Regions from separate parts of the Mus musculus genome. Here all the other regions are linked to region 1. Evidence: chromatin loops called from intact Hi-C (ENCODE). Cell type or tissue: heart. All regions are shown on one strand. Each heading gives the region's core, and the rest is flanking DNA. Links, peaks and the distances in the headings are about the cores only.

What was found. A loop is a pair of places that touch in the nucleus more often than their neighbours do. Peaks named below come from ENCODE experiments on the same cell type or tissue, not always from the same donor. Only the 100,000 strongest peaks of a DNase experiment are listed, where the experiment ranks them.
Region 2: a loop joins it to region 1, with 6 times the contacts of the local background. A loop is called at or near these places in 19 of 42 quality-filtered maps.
Region 3: a loop joins it to region 1, with 6 times the contacts of the local background. A loop is called at or near these places in 18 of 42 quality-filtered maps.

The regions. Positions count from the first base shown.
Region 1 is chr1:135,457,573-135,465,075 of GRCm38, reverse strand. Nav1 (neuron navigator 1) reads left to right here. Exons shown (of 30, transcript NM_173437.2): 11 at 318-370; 12 at 1,138-1,161; 13 at 1,277-1,354; 14 at 4,302-4,385; 15 at 4,621-4,732; 16 at 6,299-6,420; 17 at 7,207-7,215. Among named protein-coding and RNA genes, the nearest start is that of Mir1231, 6.6 kb to the right of the region's middle. In heart, for the core only: a CTCF peak has its summit at 3,734 (motif pointing left); DNase peaks (open chromatin) are centred at 2,595, 3,725 and 4,355.
Region 2 is chr1:135,537,150-135,544,652 of GRCm38, reverse strand. It overlaps Nav1 (neuron navigator 1), which reads left to right. Exons shown (of 30, transcript NM_173437.2): 2 at 7,354-7,456. Among named protein-coding and RNA genes, the nearest start is that of Gm32940, 29 kb to the right of the region's middle. In heart, for the core only: a CTCF peak has its summit at 4,173 (motif pointing right); DNase peaks (open chromatin) are centred at 1,632, 4,172, 5,582 and 5,992; H3K27ac peaks cover 1,564 bases.
Region 3 is chr1:135,667,192-135,674,694 of GRCm38, reverse strand. It overlaps a transcript of Nav1 not described here. Among named protein-coding and RNA genes, the nearest start is that of Gm32835, 17 kb to the left of the region's middle. In heart, for the core only: CTCF peaks have their summits at 2,446 (motif pointing left), 3,136 (motif pointing left) and 4,061 (motif pointing right); DNase peaks (open chromatin) are centred at 2,474, 4,134, 4,694, 6,174 and 2 weaker places; H3K27ac peaks cover 2,493 bases.

The DNA.
Region 1 (7,503 bases), core at 967-5,966:
GCTGACTACCCATGAAAATCTCCTTTCCCTCTCTCTGGACCCCCATGCTCCTCAGGGAGGTTGAGCGAGAGACTACCAAGGCCCAGGCTGTCAGGGAAAATAGATGAAAAGGGGAGGCTGTCTGTATTCAGGACCATATCCTCGGATTCTCGCCTACTGTGGGCTGTTGGGATATGAACTGGTGCCCTGTGTTATTCGCTCTGTTTGCTCCAGATGCCCTCCGGAGTCTGAGTCCAGACTCCTGCTTTAGGCTCCTCCCAGGAACTTCTGGGCCCTGGAGCCCCTTGCTAACCTTCTGTGCTCTCCTTCTCTTTCAGTTCATGGCTCGGTGCTGTCTCTGGCCTCCAGTGCTTCTTCTACCTACTCCTCAGTAAGACCATTAATGCCCCTTCCCGTGAGCCCTGCCCCTCAGTGAGACCATCAATGTCCTTTCCCCGGGAGCCCCCCTCCCCATTCCACCTTCCCTCGGACCTCCTTTGGTTGGGTAACTGGATGGGGATGGGTACCTATCATCGCTACCCTCGCTGGCCATGGGAGTGGGCGTAGTGGGTAGCACCTAGAGCTTGGAACACTCCGATGAGTACCTTGGAGCCTCTGTTCTTTCTGGCCTTGCCACCAACTCCCAAGCAACTCTGGTGTTTTTTTCCCTCCTTTGAAAAGTAAAGATCTCCTTGTTACAGCCTCCTTTCCCTGCCATGGGATTTGGGCAGTGTTTCTAGCACCCAAGATGAATAGGTCCCCAAGACTCTAGAGACCCCAGTAATGTACAGAATTGACCAAATGTCTACAGCCTTTGGCTTTCAGATCTCTTGACTCGTAGGTTTGTTTTAACCTTCATTCTTTCCTCCTTCATGGTGCTAACAGTCACGGTTTGCTTTCAGACCAACCAGCTTCATTCTCTAGCCTTCTCGGCAAGGACCAGGTTGGCTAAAGATGAGCACCCGAGAGGAGCCTAGTACTTAAACCTGAATGTAGCTCTGAGGAGCCAGGGCCAGGGGGACTCTCCTCTCTGCATCTGTCAATCATGCTTCTTCCAGTCTCTGCCCTGACATTTGGGCCCCGGCTTCTGCGCCGGTTCTCCATAGTAACCACCTGCTTTTTCTGTCTCTCTCTCTCCTTCTGTGCCCACTTCTCCAGGCTGAGGAGAGGATGCAATCTGAGGTAGGATACAAAGCCTTTGTCTCTGCTTCTTTAACACCGCCACACACTCCGATTTCAGTCTTAGTAATCTACCTCTGCCGTCAGCAGCTTGTCTCTCTCTCTCTTCCTTTCGCAGCAAATTCGGAAGCTTCGTAGGGAGCTGGAGTCGTCCCAGGAAAAGGTGGCCACCCTGACATCTCAGCTGTCTGCCAACGTGAGTACCCAAGCAGGATGAGACCTGGCTCCTGTTAAACCAGGCAGTGCGGGAAAGCGGTCTGACCGAGTCTGCCCTGGCCTGAGATCTCTGGGGAGAAGGTTGTATTCACGGCTCTAGAGCAGAAGATTTGGGGACTGTCCTTCAATTTTTCTGAGCCTTCATTCAGAACCATTTTTTCCCACCTTAATTCATTGATATGGCTGAGTTGGTGTCTGGTAACCTTTGACCTTCCTAACGAAAGCAGAGACCGTGGTTCTGCAGGGAGGCAGAAACAACCTTGCCATTGGCCATGGACAAAAGTCACAATTCATTTTAATTACCGAGCCCTCGATCGTTTCCACTGCCCTAGGGTGTGTTTTTCTCTTTATTGATGCCACACAACTGAACAGGCTCAGAGCCGGTTATTAGAATTCTGTCTGGGGACCACGAGGCCGGCCGGCTCAAGTCCAACTCCATCCTAGCAACCTGTGGAGTTCACCGTTGGCTCTGCCTCTATTCTGCCATTGATCTGAGCTGAGCTTCCTTCATCTTTGGAGCCAACATCCTTCATTTCTGCATCTAACCCACCTCCGTATGGCCACTTAGAGTGACTACCTTCCTCCTGACCTTAGTTTTTCTGTTCTGAGAGATGAGGAGGAACACACCTACCTCATCTAACTCCACTGTGGGCAGTTCCTCTCCTGTGACCAAATTGCAAACAGAGAACATAAGAGCCATTTTCTCCCGTAGTTGTAAACAACAGCTGAGCTGGGTCTCCAGGAGCTCTCCAAGTGTTTGCACAAAAAATAACCGCGTCTGCAGTTTCCGCAGCGCTTTCTCCTCTTCTCTCTTCCCTTCCTCTCTGGGGAGCTCAGCTGCCAGGCCTGAGCCTAGCCTTGAAACCAGGTAGAGTTTTTGCGTGTTTCCAGTGAATTTCAGCGACAGCTCTCTTACCACATTGGCTGTCGTCTTTATTCTTTCTCCCAAGTCCTCAGTTCAAAAGTCCTGTATTGACTGGTTTGCTTGAAGCTCATATCAAACTTCAAACTCTCTGGGACCAAAAGAATTATAACAGAAACAAGAATGGTCCTGTACCCCACCAGTCAAGGCCAGTGGCCTAGGTCATGTCCTGCATACCCTAGGAAATTCATGTCTGGGAGATGTCGAAGGGGAGAGGCGCCAGGGAGGTGGAGAACAGCCAGGGAGGCAGAGGACATTATTATGCCTGATTCACTTACACTGCAATCTGTCAGCCATCGTGGCTGTCAGGGCTGGACTAGTTCCAGAAAATGAATTTAGAGGGTGAATTTTCTTAGGACAGGAAGTTCCATTTGGCCAAGAGAAAACAAACTAAAACACAGTTCTGGTGAGTTCTGAATCTAGAGTCAGGTTTTGGCCAAGGGTCCGAGCCCTTCCCTTCAGTGGGAGATGTGATGCCAGGCCCCAGAGCTCGACTTGGGATCCCTGATGTTGAACCAATCTTACACCGTGTTGGATGGTGCAGCCAAGCTGCTGACGATGACACACTTGGCCAGGAAGCGGCCCTGATCACTGTATTGCCTCTACAAAAGGACCACTTGGCCTAGAGTCCTACAGGCACCCTAACCTGAGGTTGGCCTCAGAGCAAGGTGCCATGGAGGAAAAGAGACGTAGGAAAGAAGAGAGAGGCAAGGCCAGTCCCTCAGAGGGGGAGATGTGCATGTAGAAATGAGTGAAGAGGCCAGGGCCACTCCAGGCTCTGAGTAGATTTTCAGGGAATATGAATAGGGGCCGGGGAGGTGGTGGTGGTGGTGGTGATCAGAATTCGGCCTGAGGGGGCAAGCTTGAAATCCCAGGTACTTGAGAGGTTGCAGCAGCAGGAGGGTCACAAGTTCAAGGCCAGCCTGAGTAACTTAGTGAAATCTCTCAAATTTTGAAAAAAGACAGAAGGTCAAAGAAAGATGCTCAGAGCTTGCCATGTATTTGCCTGGGAGCCCAGGACTCTGCAGATTTACAGGAAACATGGAAGATACTGCCTCCGGTTTTCAGGCTCTAAGGCACTGGTGAAGTTTGACTTGTTGTTCAAAGAGGACACGTAGGAGGAGGCAGGGAGGGTGTTGCAGACACCACAGGGACTGGGCATGAGTGACCTACCCAAAGCCTTCCTCCTCTTGTTATGAGGGTAACAAGAGGACCATTTGCTGCAGTGCTCTCATGGGGGCTGTTTATCCATCCTTGAGTGGTCCCCTGTCTGCTCCTGTACCCCATTCCCTTTACCTTTTCCTATACCCATTGCTTCCAGGAGCTAGCTGGAGTCCAACCACTGGGAACCTTCCCCCCCCACCCCCCCTTCAGAGATCCAGAGTTCCCACAGGATCCAGCACCCTTTCCAATGTAGCCCTGCCCCCTAGTGGCCAAAATGGGGAATGCCCTGAAGTGGTTTGCATGGCTACTGGCATCCCTCACTCCCATGCCCCCACCCCCAGCCCTTCCAGAGAGAGGCATTAGTTCCAAACCCAGGGTGAGATAAGAATAGGGTTAGGGTGCAGAGGCAGAAGAGATAAACCAAACAGAACCTACTGGAAGGTCATTTTGTGCCACAAGAGCTGGCCCTATGTAGTGACGTTAAACCAAAAGCCATAAGACTGATCCCAGAGGCTGTTGTCCTCCCATTAAGCCGGTCCACTCACCTACCACACAAAACAGGGAGGGACTTTACCCCCGCTGATGTCCCTAGCAGCTCCTAAGGCCTGCCTCACCATCTGCGCTCTGTTATTCAAGAAGCTTGGTCTCTCCAGAAAGCCTATCTGATTCCACCTCGTCTGCCCATGGAGATCAATATGTTAAAACCACCCAGAGTTTTGTTTGCGTTGGTCGGTCAGCCCGGAGATGGGGAAAATCTGTTAAACCACTCCTGTACCAGCCACTTACTTCCCTCTTCTGCAGCCGCAAGCGCCTTAAGTTCTTCTTTGTACGTTTGTGTCAGGCTAACCTAGTGGCCGCTTTCGAGCAGAGCCTGGTGAATATGACATCCCGCCTGCGACACCTGGCAGAGACGGCCGAGGAGAAGGTAAGAGGCCCAGGGTGGTGAATTCTAAACCCACCATTCCACTCCATCGTCACCGGCCATTCGCTCACTGGTGGTGAGACCAGGGCTGCTTCTCAACCTGCCTGTCAGTACAGTGTCCCAAGCTCCACACTCCCCGTTCCTCTGCCTTTCCTGTTGAGAGCAGTAGAATCCCATTCCCAGTTCCCTGTAGGCATTTCTGCTGAGCCTCTAACAACACCACCATCATTTCCTGTAGGACACCGAGCTGTTGGATTTGCGAGAAACTATAGACTTCCTGAAGAAAAAGAATTCCGAGGCCCAGGCAGTCATCCAGGGAGCGTTAAATGCCTCAGAAGCCACGCCCAAAGGTAGGATAGCAGTCAGAGTGAATGGAACTGAAAAAGGACAGAAGTGGAGGGAAGGAAGGTCGTTGTTGGGCCCACAGCACACCAACTCTCATATCTACTTTCTAGAAGGCGAGGGTCCTTAGGTACTCTTCAGTGTGATGTCTGGGTATCCAGTGAGGGGTGTTCTGAACATGACCTCATAAACCCTGAGGATGAGGGCAAGGAGAGGAAATTTGTAATCGCCACAGGCCTGCTACACTCTCCTCAGCCTTTAGACCAAAGCCAGAGACCAGTCAGAGATGTCTCAACAGGGCCTCATCATTTAACCCCGATTAGCCTGACACCCAACCACCCTGCTGTCATCAGTGCTGGGGTCATGGGTGCATGCCACCAGGCCCAGCTCAAGACTGTTCCTTTTTGTTTATTTTTAAATTTTTACTTTTTTTTTTTCCTTAAGGTTTTGAACAAGTACATATCCTATGTTGACTATTTTATCCCTCTGCCTCTCCTTTTCCCTTCTCAGCCCTCTCCCTTCCTGTCACCCTTCCCCCTCCCCTAGAGAGGCTTAGTTCTGCCTTCCTGACACATACAAGCCACATACTGTATGACATACTGTAAGACATATAAGCCACATACTGTAAGACATATATGACATACTGTAAGACAGCCAATTCTTGCTGGAGTATCATCAAAATATATTAGGTCATGGACCAAGAGCACAAGTTCAGAGCCAGCCTGGGTCACAGAGGCAGTTATAGATCAACCTGTGCTATGGAATGAGACCCTGTTTCAAGAAAAGGAAAAAAGAAAAGATGAACAACAAAAACTGATATGGTGCCTCATACATACAATCCTAGCACTTGGGAGGCAAGGCAGGAGCACTGTCACAAGTTCAAGACCAACCTGGTGTACATAGTGGCACTCTGCTAAAACACCGGCAGGCAGGCAGGCAGGCAGGCAGGCACAGGTAGAGGATGTCCGCATAAAAATGTTCAGGACCAGCTTTTTTACAACTAGCCAATCTGAGTTTATTACTAAATCCTTCTATTTCTTATCTACATTGGTGCTTCTTTTTGTTGTGGTTTTGTTTTTGTTTTATTTTTGCTTTGGAGAGGGTCTTGTTATATGACCCGGGCTAGCCCAGAACTCAAAATCCTGTGGCCTTCCAAGTGTTGGGCACTATCATGCCCAACTTGGACTGGGAGCTTTTTTTAGACAGGGTTTCTCTGTGTAGCCCTGGCTGCCCTGGGGCTCTCTTTGTAGACCAGGCTGGCCTCGAACTCAGAAATCTGCCTGCCTCTGCCTCCTGAGTGTTGGGATTAAAGGCGTGTACCACCACGCCCAGCTCAGGACTGGGAGCTTCTTGAGAATAGGAATTGTTCTTTTTTCACAGTTGCATCCTCTTCCGTGTTGAGGCATAACTGTAACTCTATAAATGTCCATTGGATGAATAATCCACCAAATTAGTGTGTACCTAGGAGTTGCTGGGCCCCCCCCCACTCTTATCTGCTGTAGCTAGCCTCTCCCTAAGCCTCGCATCTTCTCTAAATCTATCTCTGCGTTCTTACCACTTGTTCTGGCCAATAGAACTCCGGATCAAGAGGCAGAATTCCTCAGATAGCATCTCCAGCCTCAACAGCATCACCAGCCATTCCAGCATCGGCAGCAGCAAAGATGCTGATGCCAAGAAGAAAAAGAAGAAGAGTTGGGTATGTAAAGGCTTGGGGATCGGCCTGTGCTAGGAGTCACTCACCCTGTTGCAGGGAACTGACCCCTTTCAGGATCAACAAAGAGGGTCCCTTCTAACAGGATGCCAGTGTTGTGACATCTGCTGGGGACAAAAATTCACTAAGTTCCCATTCCTCTATCCATTGTCTATTCTCCTTACCACCGCCCTGCACATATACCCCAGCCCCCCACCGTCCCTGCATCCTTTATACATGTCTGCTATCCTGGGGCTCTACCTACTGATGAGGTCAAATGTATTTGGCCGTAGAAGGAGCTGAGAAAATTATTCATGGGTGGGAGAGTGGGGCATGTGGAGAGAATTTGTAAGCCAAGCAGGGTACTCTAGACGCTCCTGGGGCTGTTGCTTTAGTTTGGGTGAGGAGGCTGTGGAACGTCCCCATCGCTCCAAAGCCTGCTTTTGTCTGGTCCAGAGGTGGGTTTGTTCTGTGTGGTATCCCCCCTGTAACTCTAAACTGGCTTTGGGTGAGCTTTCTACAATCTGTACGCAGGTGTAGGGCACTGCCTGACTGACTGAAAGGGAGAGTGACCCAGAGTGAGCGTCTTGTCCCTGTCCCTGCTGAGGAGGGCTGGCTACAGACTTTGGCCTAGTGCAGACAGGAGCCAGCTGTGTGGAGAAGCAGCTGTGTGAAATGCATGAGTAGTGTCGCTGCTGCTGCTGCTGCTGCTTTCTTTTCATTGTTTTTTTTTTTTTTCTTTCCTTTTATTTCCTTCAAAATGCTGACCTCAAATCCCTATTTTTTTTCCAGGTTTATGAGGTAAGAAACTCGGTTCCTCTCCTCGTGCTTTTTCTTTCCCTTTGCACACCTTCGTGTTTCCAGAGCAAGCACCTCTCTTAAAAAAAAAAAAAAAAAGAAAGAAAAGCCACCCATAACCCCAGCTGCCCCCTAGTTCCTAACACACTCCACTGCATGGTCCATCCACGCTGCCCCTCATGAGGACAGAGGAGTGGTCTGCTTAGGGGTCAAATTGGAAATCTTGACAAAATCCAAATCTATTGCCCGCCATCTTCCCGTGTTCCAAGATAGGTCTGTTATGACAAGCAG
Region 2 (7,503 bases), core at 1,304-6,303, 79 kb before region 1:
TATACAGACCTCAGCCTAGCACAAAGTCACAGGACCACACTGGCAGAGCTTAGTCAACTACACCGCTCCCTTACTTACAGATCAGGAAACTGGGGCCCGGGGAGAAGTCATTTACCCAAGTTCCACAGCCGGTTGATGGTGTTCCCTTGGGACTTTTACCTCAATGAAAATCAAAACTGGGGGGGTGGGGCTGGAGAGATGGCTCAGAGGTTAAGAGCACTGACTGCTCTTCCCAAGGTCCTGAGTTCAAATCCCAGCAACCACATGGTGGATCACAACCACCTGTAATGAGATCTGATGCCCTCTTCTGGCGCATCTCAAGACAGCTACAGTGTACTTACATATAATAAATAAATAAATCTTTAAAAGGAAAAAGAAAAAAAACGAAAAAGAAAAGAAAATCAAAACTGCACATGAACTGGGGAGACCCCTGCCTGGAAAATTCCAGGCTGTAGCTGCCTATATACATCCTTCTCTTATTTAGGCCCAAGTTTGTTTGTAGCTCTAGTTTTTGTCTAATGGCCCCATATAGCCAGTGCGTTTGCTTTTTTTTTTTTTTTTTTTTTTTTTTTTTTTTGTCCTGGCTCTGTCTGGTGCCTCGTGATGTTTCACCCATCAGGAGAACTCCAGGCAGCCCCTTGACTGAGTAGGTTCAGGGTTCTCTAAGGTAAAGAGGAAAAGCCTGGGAGCTCCTTTGGGGAGCAGGGGTGCACAGGGTTTGCTGCACTGCGGGGTTCCGTGTCAGCTGCCTCCTGTATTGTGACTTAAGTGGGAGGAAGAGAGAAATGACGAGATTAGGAACAGAATAAATAGTTTCCTGCCTGCCTGCCTTCTCCGCGACAGTGGGTGTCTCTGGCATGGAGGCCCACCCACCCTGCCCCCTTCTAGGACCTCTGAGGTCAGCAGATGATTTGGGAAGGGGTGAGGAAAGAGGGTGGAGTTGCCCCTCAGACAAGGTTCTGGGCTCTATCCTCGAGCAGGGGAGATCCGTGTCACAGGTCACTTGTCAATTGTTAGCTTTCCCGGCTACTGTGCCCGAGTCAGCGTTTACAGGGGGTGGGGATGAATCCAGTCCAAGGTGACTGGTGCAGATCCCACAGAACTGCCGAGCTTAACCCTGAGCCTCTGGGCACCCTGGGATGAACCTGGGGGTGGCCAGCCTGGCCTGCTCTTGCCGGAGTGGGTAGATTTGTGTCTTTGAGTGGAGGAGAGGGGAGAAAAAGATTCCAATTCCCAGAGACATCTGACCCACTGAAACACAAAGTACTGCTCAACAGGTCCTGGCAGCTGTGTGTGCAACTCCCCAGTGTCTTTCCATTGTTGCAGTGAGTCCTGGGACAAAGTGGCCTTCTGGCTAGGGCTGGAATCTTGTTTTTTGGGGTTTGTTTGTTTGTTTGTTTTCAGCCAAAATTGTGATAGATTTCCAGAATTTAAAGATCAGACTCCTGTACTGGGGATCAAATAGGGTTAGGGAATTTTCTTCCTCTGAAGAGTTGTTGATATGTGTGTGTGAGAGAGAAACAGACATGGAGAGGCCCAGTGCTTCCTGTTTCCAGGTCGTTTAGGCTGGCCTGGATTTCTACATGGATCAAGGCCCAGACCATCCCCTGTGGTTAATTCTGGCTGTGACTTACCTCTTCTGTAGATACAGCTGAGCGTCTCAGCCCACAGCACTGGACAGTGAGAAAAAGAGCCCACGCCAGGAGTCACGGCAGCCCTGAGTCCCCTCTGTGGGCTCAGAGGAGAGGTCATTTCCCGTCCTTAATGTGAGAGGGTGGCAAATGCTTTCAAGCCCTCTCTTGGCTCACTTCCGTCCCTCCTGGGGGCCTGTGCCTCACCCAACCATTCACAGTAAAAGCCTTTGTAGAGGGAAGGTGCAGCTCCAAGCTAGTTTTCAGTTACCCTCCCCTGAGCTACATGGCTTATGGGTTCTGAAACATTGGTGAAGGTAATTAAAGCTTCAATAGTCAAAAGTTATTGCAGTTTACTTAATTGCTGGCTAATAATTAAAACCTCACAGATCGTGGGGAAACCTGACTACTGGGTGATGGATCCCCCTGAGCCTCCTCCTTCTAGAACTTGCCTGAATCTGTTGGGGCTTTTACCCTGAACTGGAGGTTCACTGTCCAGTATGATCTTACAGCTTAGCCTTCTGGTTCAAGCAAGTCCCTATAGCTAAGTGCATCCCACAGGCAGGACTAGCCCTGAGAAAAGCAGCTAGTCAGGCTTGCTGGTGCAGCAGCGAGGTTTGCTGAGTATACCTCAGATGCTACTAGGTCCAGGTGTTAAGGCCTCAGCAAAAGAAAACAGGCTCCCACCTGTTGGTTGGTGGCCGAGTGTGGGGCGCTTCAGCCTCGCTGTCTGCCCACTTCTGCCTTCTGCCAGGTCGATCCCAGCTGTCTGTCCAGGCAGTTTGCTGTGTGCCAGGCTCTACACTAAGTGTGATAGTGAGCTAGGCCCTTAAGCCTCGCTGCAGTGAGGTCATTCCACTCTCTATTTAGCAGAAAGCAAACCGGTAGCAAGATGAAGTAACCTGTTCAGGGCCAGCCCGGCTGCGGAGAGGCAGTGGGTGGACCTAGATGGTGGGTTTTCTTTTTTTCTTTTTTTTTTCCATTTTTTATTAGGTATTTAGCTCATTTTCATTTCCAATGCTATACCAAAAGTCCCCCATACCCACCCCCTCCACTCCCCTACCCACCCACTGCCCCTTTTTGGCCCTGGCGTTCCCCTGTACTGGGGCATATAAAGTTTGCAAGTCCAATGGGCCTCTCTTTGCAGTGATGGCCGACTAGGCCATCTTTGGGTTTTCTTCTTGATACTAAAAACTGTGTTGTTTTTGTTGTTTGCTTGTCAGTTTGAGACAGGGTTTCTCTGTGTAGCCCTGGCTGTCCTGAAACTCACTCTGTAGACCAGACTGACCCCAAACTCAGAGTTCTGCTGGCCTCTGCCTCTCGAATGCTCAGATTAAATTAGTGAGCCACAGCTACCGGCCTAAGATCTATGTTCTTGACACCACAGTGAAAGTCCGTTTCTCCCCGGTGTCCAGCTCTTTAGCTTAGCAGGAAACCTTGTCTTAGCATTCTTGGGAGGCCTGTTCCCCTTGTCTGATGCCGGGCAGGTAGAAGGAATCTGTTCACATCACATACACACACACACACACACACACACACACACACACACACACACACCCTGGACCTTTCCTTCTCAGATGCAGACTGCCTCTTTTCCTCATGAATGTCTTAGTCACCTTCCTGTCTCACAATGGGAGGTAGAACCGCCCAAACCACTCCATGTGTGTATCTGCAGGATTGTAGAAGACTGTATGGACACACCTTGGTGAGATGTGCATATTCTGAGGCAAGGTATTATAATGGAAAGAATAGGGGAGTTGGAATCCAGACAAATATAACGAATCAAATGAAATACCACAAAGTCATATGTTTAGCGTCCTGCCTCACATGGGGCAAACATGGGGCTCCGGCATTACTGTGTGCATGCACCTGTGTGTCAAGTGTATTTGACTGATGATCTGTAGTGAGACTCCTCAGACACACATGATACACACACACACACACACACACACACACACACACACACATATCCTGGGAGCCATGATGTGCTCTGCAAAAGCTTAGCTGTAACGTGCACAGAGGTCTCACATAGGTTGGAAACATCCTGAACAGTAGGAAGAGACTCCTCCGTCTTTGACAGACCTCAGCATTTTCCTCCCAGACCACATCCTGAGACCACAGGGTTGACCGAGACACGGAGAGGCAGCCTCCAAGACATCGGGACATAACCAGGAGAATAATGTTTTAGGTAATGTTAATGTCATCACAAATCGCTAGTGCTTTGAATGGCTCCATCCCTTCCCAGATCTTCATTCTCACTGCAGACAGTGAGAGAGAGGCTGGATGCTGGGGTAGAACAGGGCACAGAGGGGCGAGGGTAAGGGGTAGGGTGAGTTCTTTGGAAAATATAACTTAATAAAGGCTAAGCATGGAAAATTTACTTGGAGATCAGAAGTATAACTATCACCCACACACACATACATACCACACACACACACACACACACACACACACACACACACACAGAGCAGACCCAGCTGTGGAAATGTAAGGTGTCATACTGTATCTGGCCACTAGGGGCCACTGCTGAGGCACCCATGGAGCTTTAGGGTGTAGCCGCTTCTGGAGAATCCCAGCCAGGGCACTGAACAGATCCGGCCATTCCCGTTAAATCAAGCCTTCTTGCCTCTCTAAGCCTACCCTGGGGTCTGCAGATCACTCTTAGTCTCTCTGCCATCCCTAGATGGCTGTGCTCCTGCACCTTGGCCTCCCACCTCTATGATACGCAGGACTGGGCCAAGCCATTTCCAGAACCTTGGTATTTTTGGTTTTTGAAGAGTCGTCCTGGTGTGTGTGTGTGTGTGTGTGTGTGTGTGTGTGTGTGTGTGTGTGTGTGTACACTACTCTACTCTGTTGATATGGAAAAATGTAGGGGTTGGGGTAGAGGTCTTTGAGGAGGTTGGGGAGAGAAGGCACCATGATACCATGATTTTTTTTTTTTTTTTTTTTTTTTTTTTGGTTCTTCTAGACAGGGTTTCTCTGAATAACCCTAGCTGTCCTGGAACTCACTTTGTAGACCAGGCTGGCCTCGAACTCAGAAATCCACCTGCCTCTGCCTCCCAAGTTCTGGGATTAAAGGCGTGCGCCACCACCGCCCGGCTGCACCATGATTGTTATATCAGAAGTTGGTATATTGTTCTCTGTCACTACCAAGATTCTGGGTTCTAATTCCCATCATTCCCTGCTGTGCCCCCAAAGCCTAGAGAATTAGGAGTGAAGCTGGCCAACTGTATGGCTTAAACATTTTTTCTTAAAGAGACGGGGACATTTTTAATGCCACAATATCCAACACACAGACATATACAACATTATGCACACATACATACATATACACACATACATACACAAATATACCCATACGCACGCATTTATGAAAAAATTTAAATGGTGGTAGCACTCACTAAATCTTGGAATATCATTAAGCACTTACTGTATGCAGTCACTGTACATGTCACTGCTGACACAGGAATGCCCAGTGTTACATCAAAAGAGGTTGAGTTTCTTTCAGACTCTAGCTCTACCCTGTGCTTATGCTAGCTGTGTGGCCTTGAGGAATTTATTTGATCTCGAAGTGTCAGTGTTCTCATCTGTAAAATGGAACAATAGCACAAATCTCCCATTGGGATTCCACTGGATGATGTGTGCAGAGGACTGGGCACACCCAGAAGCCTCTGAATAACTCTCCGTCACTTTCCTCTTTGGAAACATCCTTTGGAGATATGTGCACCTTGGCTCATTTCCGTCCAAACTATAGAAGGCATCACCCTTCTGTGAAACCCATGCCTTGTTCTTGATCCCACATAGGGTCTTGTGAACTAAACCTTAAAATATATAGGTGTACACTGTTTGACCCTGACTGTGTCCCGTGCCAAGCCATCACTTAAAGGCAGGGAGCAGCTCACCAGGCGACACTTGCCAGGATAAACAGGCATTGGCAGCCAGCGAGATGACGCCAGGGCTGTGGACAGAGCTCAGACCCCGGGCATGGAGGCCTGCCATTTCTCCTTGTTCCTTGACACCAACAGGGAGCCCTGAGTACATGAGACTGGCTTGAGAAGCTAGGGGACAGGGACAGGACCTCAAGGGAGGAAGACAGAGATGGCTGGGCTCAGGATTGGAGCTGGCCCAAGAAGAAGGTGCCCCAGAGACTCTGAGAAGAGCCATACAGCATGGCCCTTCCACCCCACCCAGCCGCTCTTGGCCAAACAGCCGGTGACAGTCAGACAGCCGGTGACAGTCAGACATCCTGAGCTCAGTCTTGAAAAAAAAAAAAACAAAAATACCTCTTGGGGGATTCAGAAATGTTCTCTTTGGCGGCCAGAAGGAGCTTGCTCCCCTGCCGAGTCTGTGGGTGGGGAGAGGCTGGGCCTGGGAGTAGGGTAAGGTTGGCTTGCACAGAGGGCTGGAAGGGTTGAGGAAGGGAGGAGAGGGCTGGTCTCACTCTTATCTCTGTCACTTACTACTGAAGCCAACTCTTGAGGAGGATTGGGAAAGCTGGGTCCTTCAGTGACAGTGACTTTGGATCCCTATGTAAAAGGTTATCCATGGGACACGGTCCAAGAGCCTCGTTAGTGTCCTCAGAGCCTAGCACAGTCCTGGTACCAAGTTGAGTTGGAGTCTTTGGATTATTTTTGGTTTGGTTTGGTTTGGGTTTTTGTTGTTGTTGTTTGCTTTTTTAAGAGGTTTTTCTGTTTTTCTTTCTTTCATTTCCTTCTTCTTTTTTTTTTTTTCTTTTTCTCTTTTGAAACAGGGCCTCACTATGTAACCTCAGCTGGCCTAGAACTTGATATGTAAACCAGACTATCCTCAAACTCATATTCACCATCCTCTGCCTTCTGAGTGCTAGGATGAAAGGTGTGCCCTACCACGCCCAGCCCCAAGTGGGATTTGATAAAGATTTCTTTGGTGGATCAATAGAAGGGAGAAGGTCTTGTGGTTGTTCTGTCATTTGGATGCTATTTCCATCCCTAGATGGGAGAAAGTGTGAGGCTTCGTGTACGGTTAGAGGCTCTCTCGTCTGCCCAGGCTAATATGATCCTGCCTGGAAACCAAGGCTAAGCACAGGGATCCTGACTGGGTCAGACTCTGGCCCCGCCCATGCTTCTTCCTCACTCGCGATTCTAACTCTTGGATAGGGTCTGAACTACCCCAGAAGATGGCTGTTCATCTCCCGCTCCCACTAGCCACCTCACCTTTAGGAGGCTCTCAGAGGCCTCTTAGACCCCTCAGAGCAACCCCATGTGTCCCAACCCTTCGAACGATATGTTCTGTGATATGTTGACAAATGGAAACTCACCGTGTAGGGATACTTATATGGTGGAACTAGGCAAGCTCTGCTCGTCAGAGTGTCCCCTCCTCCAAGAGCCCTAAGCACACACCAACACACTGCTCCAGAGGAGGTTGGGGGGGGGGTCAGGGGTGTCCCATTTCATTCTACCACAGGAAACCAAAGCCAGAGGCAACAGTGGTCATTCAGGGAGAGGCTCTGAGGGGTCCTATCTGTAGCCCTTGTTGGGTATGGGGCTTCAGCCAGCCCAGGACACACATGGAGGTCTTTAGCTGCACCTGCACTGTCAGTCATCTTTGAGGAACAGAAGAAGCAGGTGGCTGGCCCCAGGGTCTGGCTTCTGGGAGATAATGGTGTCTGCCTCCCATTCCCTTACTCCCAGGTCCCTTCAAGGAGTCCTCTCCTCTCACCGCCTCTTTCTTTTCTCCTCGCCAGATCCAGAGTCGCAGAGAAAGAGAACAGTACAGAACGTTCTGGATCTCCGACAGAACCTGGAAGAAACCATGTCCAGCCTGCGAGGCTCCCAGGTGACTCACAGGTGAGCTTGGGCTGCCCTTGGTGATGTGCTCTTACTGGGTCTGGAGG
Region 3 (7,503 bases), core at 1,304-6,303, 210 kb before region 1:
CTATTCTTTCAGAGAACCCATATTCAATTTTCAGAACCTACATGATGGCTCACAACTGTCTGTACCTCCTGTTCCAGGGGATTCAACATCCTCCTCTGGCCTTTGTGGGCACTGGGCATCAACATGGTACACAGACATGCATGCAGGCAAAACACCCATACACATACAATGACAAATAAGTCCTTAAAAAACAGTAGTGTCACATTCATACCATGAAACCCACAGCGAAGAGTCCCTCTTGCCTCTTCTCACTGCCAGTGTTTGCCAGCACTTGGCCTCCCTTGGTCTGCAGATCCATCAATCCAGACTTCCTCTCCATCACTATGGTCCATCACTATGGAGACCACATGGTTTTCCTGTGGCCCTCTCATATTGTCTGATTGCTGTGTGTGTCTGTGTCCAAATGGCCCTCTTGTTAGTACAGAGGTCATATCGGGTGAGAGACCCACTTCCTACCTCGACCAGACGTCATTTTAACCAATTATATCTGCCATGACCCTACTCCAAATAAAACCATCTTCTGAGAAAAATTGGAATTCAACTGTCTTTACTGGTGACACCTTCAGTCCACCCGAAGATGCCACCACAGCTGGAGTACTCCTTTGTAGGTGTGATGTGTTAGGCAAGTGTCAAGGGATTTTTAGCCTGGGTTATGACTGATCTGTCCCTTGGGACAGAATTCATATAAATCTCTCTGAGTCTCTTTCTTACAAAACGGACCTCAGGTTCTCCCCACAAGTAGAGCCTGTGGCTCTGCCTCTGAAGTTAGGGCTCCAGGGCACTGGGAGAGTTGTGGGGCCCTTGCACATACAGACATCATCAAAGAAACCCAGGTTGGAACCCAAGAGACACTTCAACTCTGATACTCATCTGCGATCTCAGGTTTCTCGTCCTGATGTCAAGGATCACGGAAAGCCAGTGTCCTCCACCGCAGTCCCTGTGCGGTGGCCCCTTCCTCAGTGAGGTCTACAAGGAGGGAGCCACACTATAAATAGCACCCCACATCCAAAGTCCTTCTTCCTGTGCAGGAAGCACCGAGGTCTAAAGGAAGGAAAAACGTGTTTCCGGAAGAGAGGCCAGGAAAAAGAAAAGCCAAGCGGGGGCGGACCCAGCTGAGTTCCGGGTGCTGGATGAGAGATGCAATGAGGCCGGTTCAGCAGGTGTATGCTAGGGTTTGATGCCAGCTTCTGGTGTTGGCATGTGACCCTGCCTGGGGCCTGCCGTTCAAGGACCTCCTGAGAATGGAAAGAGACCCGTGTGAAAACTTGAGGCTGGAGACTTAGGAGGTCAGGGCCAAGAGAGATTTGTTAATGCTGGGTCCGTTCGTCTGCTCACTGAATATTTCTCATTTTGCGATGAGGTAGATGTTCATAGAGAGCAAGGTGAGGTGCTTTTTGTAAGAATGGTTGGGAAAAAGCCAATGATCACGGGTGTTAAGCACAGCAGAGGCAACTCAGGGTCCTGGGAGATGGGAAAAGGCAACAGCAGGAGAGGCAGGAAAGATCCTGGGAGATAAAGATGGCTCCTCCTGGCCTCTTAGGAATTCAGTCAAGCCCAGGGAACGAGGCTGGAGGCTTCCAAGTGGGGAGGGAGGTGTGGGGATGAGAAGGTGGAGCGGCTGAGCAGTATCTACCCGCTCTCCTTTCTCCTGGCTCTCAGGTGCCCACCCCGAACTGTAACTGGGTCTACAGAGCAGTCCTTATCCCTCCAGAGACCCCTGATGGACCTCAGGGGCCTTTGCCCCTGCCTAGCTAGAGGAGAGGACACCCTCCATTGCCTGTGTAGACAACATGGGAATGGGGTGACCACACTCCAAGGCCAGGCCAAGCATCAAGAAGCCCCGGAAAAGCATCTATCTTCTCGGAAGAGCCAGAGGCCTGGTGGACAGCTCTGTGGTGGCAATTATCACCATGAGAGCTCAGGGCTGTGGGCTCCTTTCTAGTGCAGAGGGCATCAGAGTCACCCAGTGACTCTCAGCTCCTACTCCTGGCTCTCCAGCCCTCTGTGATGCTGCCAGACCGCAGGCCCCCTTAGTGGCCGACACACAGATGGGTTGCTGTTTCTGTAAGAAAGCCCTAGAAAGTCCTGGTATCAAGTTCAGATTCCTCTGCATTCCCACGGCACCAACAGTGATGTTGAAATGCAATATTTCCACCCCCCATCCTTCCAACCAGGGTGGTTTGTGATTAGAATCCAGTCAGGATCCCAGGGCCTCTGAGGAGCCTGGGCAAATTTCAGCCCAGTTTCCTGTTTTATAAAATAGTGCACAGTGGTTCAGGAAGAAAAACAAAAGCTTGGCATGTGTGCTCATCCAGCGTCCCTTAGCATAGCCCCTGAACATATCCTATAGTCCCCGTCCTAGTGTCCATGTGCCCAAACACAGAGGCAACCCTGGGAGATGGTTAAGGCTTGCTTTTAGGTTGTCTGCCCTCCATGGGGAGCCCACACTGACTGCATCTTCTCCCCGAGCACCGTCCTCTGCTGGCGGTGACTTGCCAGCAGATATCTCTTCATCGTCCCAGTTTCTACATGAGTTCACCGTGGCCCACTTGCTCACACCCCTTACACTGGGAAGAACAGGCCATTGCCCAGGAAACCGCTGGCTGCAATCCAGTCCCTTTACTGTAATCATGTTGAGAAAAAAGGCAGGCATGACTTTGCTTCGGCAGGAATTAAAAGATGAAGGGAAGAAGGAAGGGGACACCAAGGTCATTTCTATGGCTCTTGTAAAAAGACAGAGGATGCCTCGGAAGCTGAAGAAGAGATGCTGTCTCTGTGCTGTGCTGTGTGGCACCTGAGATGTGGTCGCTGTGTTGTGCTGTGCTATATATGGTATCCAAAATGCTGTCTCTGTGCTATGCCGTGTGGCTCCTGAGATACCGTCTTTGTGCTGTGCTGTGGTGGCAATGGAGCCTTATGTGAGGCATTCAAAGGGGCAGAAAGGAGGCAACCTAGGGTTCCAAAAAAAAGCAGATGAAAAACAAAGCAAACAGCACCAGTAAAGAGGTCTGGATGGATGGCTCAATGGTTAGGAGTTCCTGCTACTCCTCCCAAAGTTCTTGTTTGCCTCCCAGCACCCACCTTAGGTGGCTCACAACTGCCTGTAACTCCAGCTCTAGGGGATCCAGCGCCCTCTTCTGGCCATGCACAGGGCTTACACTCATATATCATATGCATACACATACATAAAAATAAAATATAATAATAACAACATAAAGCCAGTATCAGAGTAAGGGGGAAATAGAATTGTGTTTCTATGCTTCTGATACTTCCTAGGTGTGTGTTTTTGTGTCTGACTTTGTTTGTGACTTAGAATATACCATGTGCCATGTGCCTGTTCCTGTCTCTGAACCTTCATCTGTAACAGGGAGCTAACTCTAACCTAGCTCACCGGACAGCCTAGCTTATGGGGACATCTGTATAACAGAGTCTGTGTAATAACACACTTAGCTTAGCACCTGGCTTGCAGAAACCAGAGATTATTGACAAATAGTCGCTCACGGACAAGACACTTGACCTTCTGAGACCCGACCCTCCACTCTGTAAACTGGGGTTTGACTCTGGTTCCCTTTGGGCCTGCTGAGAGACTGTGGCTGCAGATGTTGTGGCATAAGATGGGTTCTCAGTGAATGAGTGCTTCCTTAGGGAATGCTTGAAGTTCCCCTTTGGGGTGACCAGAAGCAGATCCCTGTCCCCTGAGAAGCCCACACTGTGGCTTTCAAGTCTCTGCATGGGATGGAGGCTTAGGATTTTCCTCTGGCAGGGGTAGCATCTCAGACAGGAGAGGCTGAAAGAGTTTTGAGAGACATGAGAGTATGCTGTAGCCGGATGAAGGCTTTCACAGAAGGTGTGGCCAGAGTGCAGAAGCACTGGCCTCCTCTCTCCTCCAAGGGTTTGGTTTAGAAGTTGTCAAGGACCACAAGCTGTTCTTCCACTTCCTTTTGAGCAGGGCCTAAGTCATCTGGCGCCGACTGTATCATAGAGGCCTTGGGAAGAGATGGTGCAAAAGGAGATAGGAAATCTGGTTCACCCTTTGTCTGCGTGTCTGTGCATCGTTCTGTGGCTACCACTAGAGGGCGCAGTTGCCCAGCACAACCCACAGGATTCCCACGCCCTCCTCTGCAGCAGCCAGCTGGCCCCTGCGTCATTTGGGCTGGGAAAAGCAGCGAGGCTTACCCACTCAACTCTACACTAGATGAAAGACGGGGGTGGGTGAGAGCCTCGGGTGGGGCAGCCCTGCACTGTATGGGAAAACTAGGCGAGCAGAGGACTTTAACGGCCTAGAGAGCAGAGCTGGGTCTGTTACCCTCAATGGTGTTTAAGACTTTGATTCTTGGCATAGGCTCTATCTATAGAACTACCCCTGTCCCACAAAAACAAACAAACAAACAAACAACCTCAGTTTTTCTCTTTATTCTCCTGGACTATCAAGTATGTTGGGTGATTTCAAACAGACTTAGATGGTGTTGGTTGGCAAAAACAAACCGTCAATGTTGTCTAGTCTGGCTGTCTCTGGAGTCTTCTTTTCTTGCGGTTACTGGGACCCGCAGCCAGAGCCAGCTTTCCCTCCCCTATCAGCACAACCCTCCTGTGTGGCTCTGCTAACTTGCCCACTGTAGATGGATATAACCCGCCCCAAACTACCATTTGCCTTAGCCTTGGGCTTCCTTGGCTGATGACCAACAGAACTCGTGCATCTGCAGTAACTGGAGGAAGTACAGGAGGAACTGGGATAAGCCTAGGACCCTGGTTCCCTGCCAGAGCCCTTGGCCGTAGCGTGCCTGGAGAGGCAATGATTTAGTGAGACCCTGTCACCTAGCTCTTCAAGTCTCAAGCTGCTGATGCCATAGGAGGATGCCGCTGTGTCTATAAACCCATCTCTGGGGCTGTGTAGCTGCCTTTCTCTTTCCCTCTCTGCAGACCCTCTCTTTGGGAGTGGAGGTACTGCTAAGCACTCACCGTGGTCTTCATATGGTCCACTGGGGTCTTTGGCTCTATGCCATAAGCTGGGTCTCCCAGGGCTCTGAACAGTGATGGACAGACCAAGTTGCTTCCTATCCTCGGAGCCCCAGAGTAGGCAGTGGGCTGGGGGCAGGGGAGGCGGGGCAAATGAATCCAGCATTCCATAGGCTTCCAAATTGTGTGCCTCTGTACTTGCTCTTTCCAAGAATCCTACACAACTACCTAGAGTCTGGTCTGGGGCCAAGCTGGAGTCCTTTCATCCCGAGCCTTCTCCCCCAGAGACCACCGAACTGCAAAGCCTGGACCACAGCTTGCCTCTGCACCGTGAGGGCTCCTCTAGCAGAAAGACGAGAGTCCTTCTGAGAGCCTCCTCCTGACTTTACCCAGACAGGGTTAGCAGACCATCTGGTTCCAGTGTAATATGGTCAGGGAGGCCGTCCTAGATGCAGCGATATTTAATATTAGAGGATATGAACAGGAAGATGAGCTGGTTCCTAGTCAGGATGATAACACAGGAAGAGATGAATCTGCTGCAGTCATACACGGGGCCACCCAGAGGCAGGGTGTGGTCCCATCTGACTTTGCATCCAGGGTCTGCTGCTTACTGGCCGTGACTGTGAACGAGACCTTCCAGTGCTTGCTAAGACTGGATGTGTCTGACACTGGCATTAGAGTGGGCATTATATACGAACTGACTTATTTCTCTTTCTTCTGTTTTCATTTTTGGGCTTTTCTTCTGGGTCCTTTATTTCTAGACTCCGGAAGCTCCCCAGGGAAAGAGATGGTCCTCCCTACCCACCTCAGGCAAAGCCCTGCCTCTTCAACAGTGGGTTGACTTAAGGTCTAGGGCGGTGTCCCTGGCTTGTCTCAGGATCTCCATATCTTGATGCCCAGATTGGGAGTTCTCTGCAGCTAGGGGCTGTGCTTCCCCTATCAGCCTCTTATGTCTTAGTCAGTAAGTACAGCTCGGGCATAAGATGTTCAATGTGGAAAAAAAGGGTCCGCACTGAGTATAACCAATGAAATCTGAGACTCATCGAGCAGCCCCTTGCTTATGAAGGTACCTGGTAGCTCTCAAGGTGTTTTGCTAAGTGTGTTCCAGAACTTGGGTCCTTGTAGACAGAGGGTGTTTCTCAAGTGCAGACATCTGGAGGGCAGATGTGGAGTGGGCTGGGGAGGAGTGAAGTCCTGGAAGACTTGGGATTCCAGGCCCCGTGACTCACTCCCCATTCAAGGCCACTCCTCAGCAGCTGGGCTGCCTAAGGCCTGGGCTGTCTGGAGTTAGCCAGCCAGGTGTGGCTGCACAGTGGTCCCTGGCCTGGGGCACAGCTGTCTCTCAGCTGGATAGGACTGGAGAGCTCCTGACTGGGCACTCTCTCTATGCCATGTTCTCAGAGGTCCCCAGGTTCTGCTGAGCACAGCTGAGGGCGTGGTCTTACAAACAGGCCATTTAAGGGGGTATGTGGAAAGCAGGTGACTTTCTCCTTCTGTTTCAGTTGGGATGGGGTTCCCAGGGTTTGTGTGGTGTGGTGTGTGTGTGTGTGTGTGTGTGTGTGTGTGTGTGTGTGTGTGTGTGTGTTTCCCAGCCTGGGAGCAATGGAAGTGAGCAGATTCAGGGCAGAAGTGTGTGTGAGAGGGGTCTGCGTCTACTGTTTGTCATATCATCAAAGCACTGGGAAGGGGGTGGGTTCTGAGGTCAGCACCTTGGTCCAGGTCCCAGATGATGGTGAAGGTGGCTCAAAATCTTGTCTGAAGCCGGGCGTGGTGGTGCACGCCTTTAATCCCAGCACTCGGGAGGCAGAGGCAGGCAGATTTCTGAGTTCGAGGCCAGCCTGGTCTACAAAGTGAGTTCCAGGACAGCCAGGGCTATACAGAGAAACCCTATCTCGAAAAACAAAAAGAAAAAGAAAAAATTGTCTGAGTATCATTTTCCTCTTTAGAAAAGTGAGACTATTCGCAGCTCAGGGTGAGGCCCGGGGCCAGTGAGGTCTTGTAAGGGAGCTTGGCAAACAAGTCTTACAAGGATAGATGATGGTTAGATTTCGGGGTGACCAGGGCCCTGATTAAGCTGTCCTGGTCTTGTTAGTGAAGTCCTCAGGGAGGAGTGAGGTGGGGAGCGATAGACTAATTAAGAACTGACAGGAGAGACTGAGGGTACATCCATGCTTAGCAAGCCTACAGTGTGACATTTATGGCACTGAAAACAATCAGGTCCCCCGGGACTTGTCTGTCAGCAAAGCTCTGCTCTTCACGGTCACAGTATCTGCCTTCCGTAGCTCTCCAAATACGACCTCATCCCACCCTCACCACCGTCCACTGAGACAGGAGCTGGTGTTCTTGTTTTGTAGATAGAGGATCTGAGGGTATCCGATACAGAGTCCCTAGGTGGCCACATCAGATGGTGACAGATCTCCTACATCCGATTCTAGACTCTGGGTTCCTCATTACCTCAGGTGTAAAGGGGTCCTGCAGGACTTGCAGCAGAGACTTAGGGTACCACCACCCCATCAATGTTAGAGTAGGAGTCTCAGGGGATGGTCC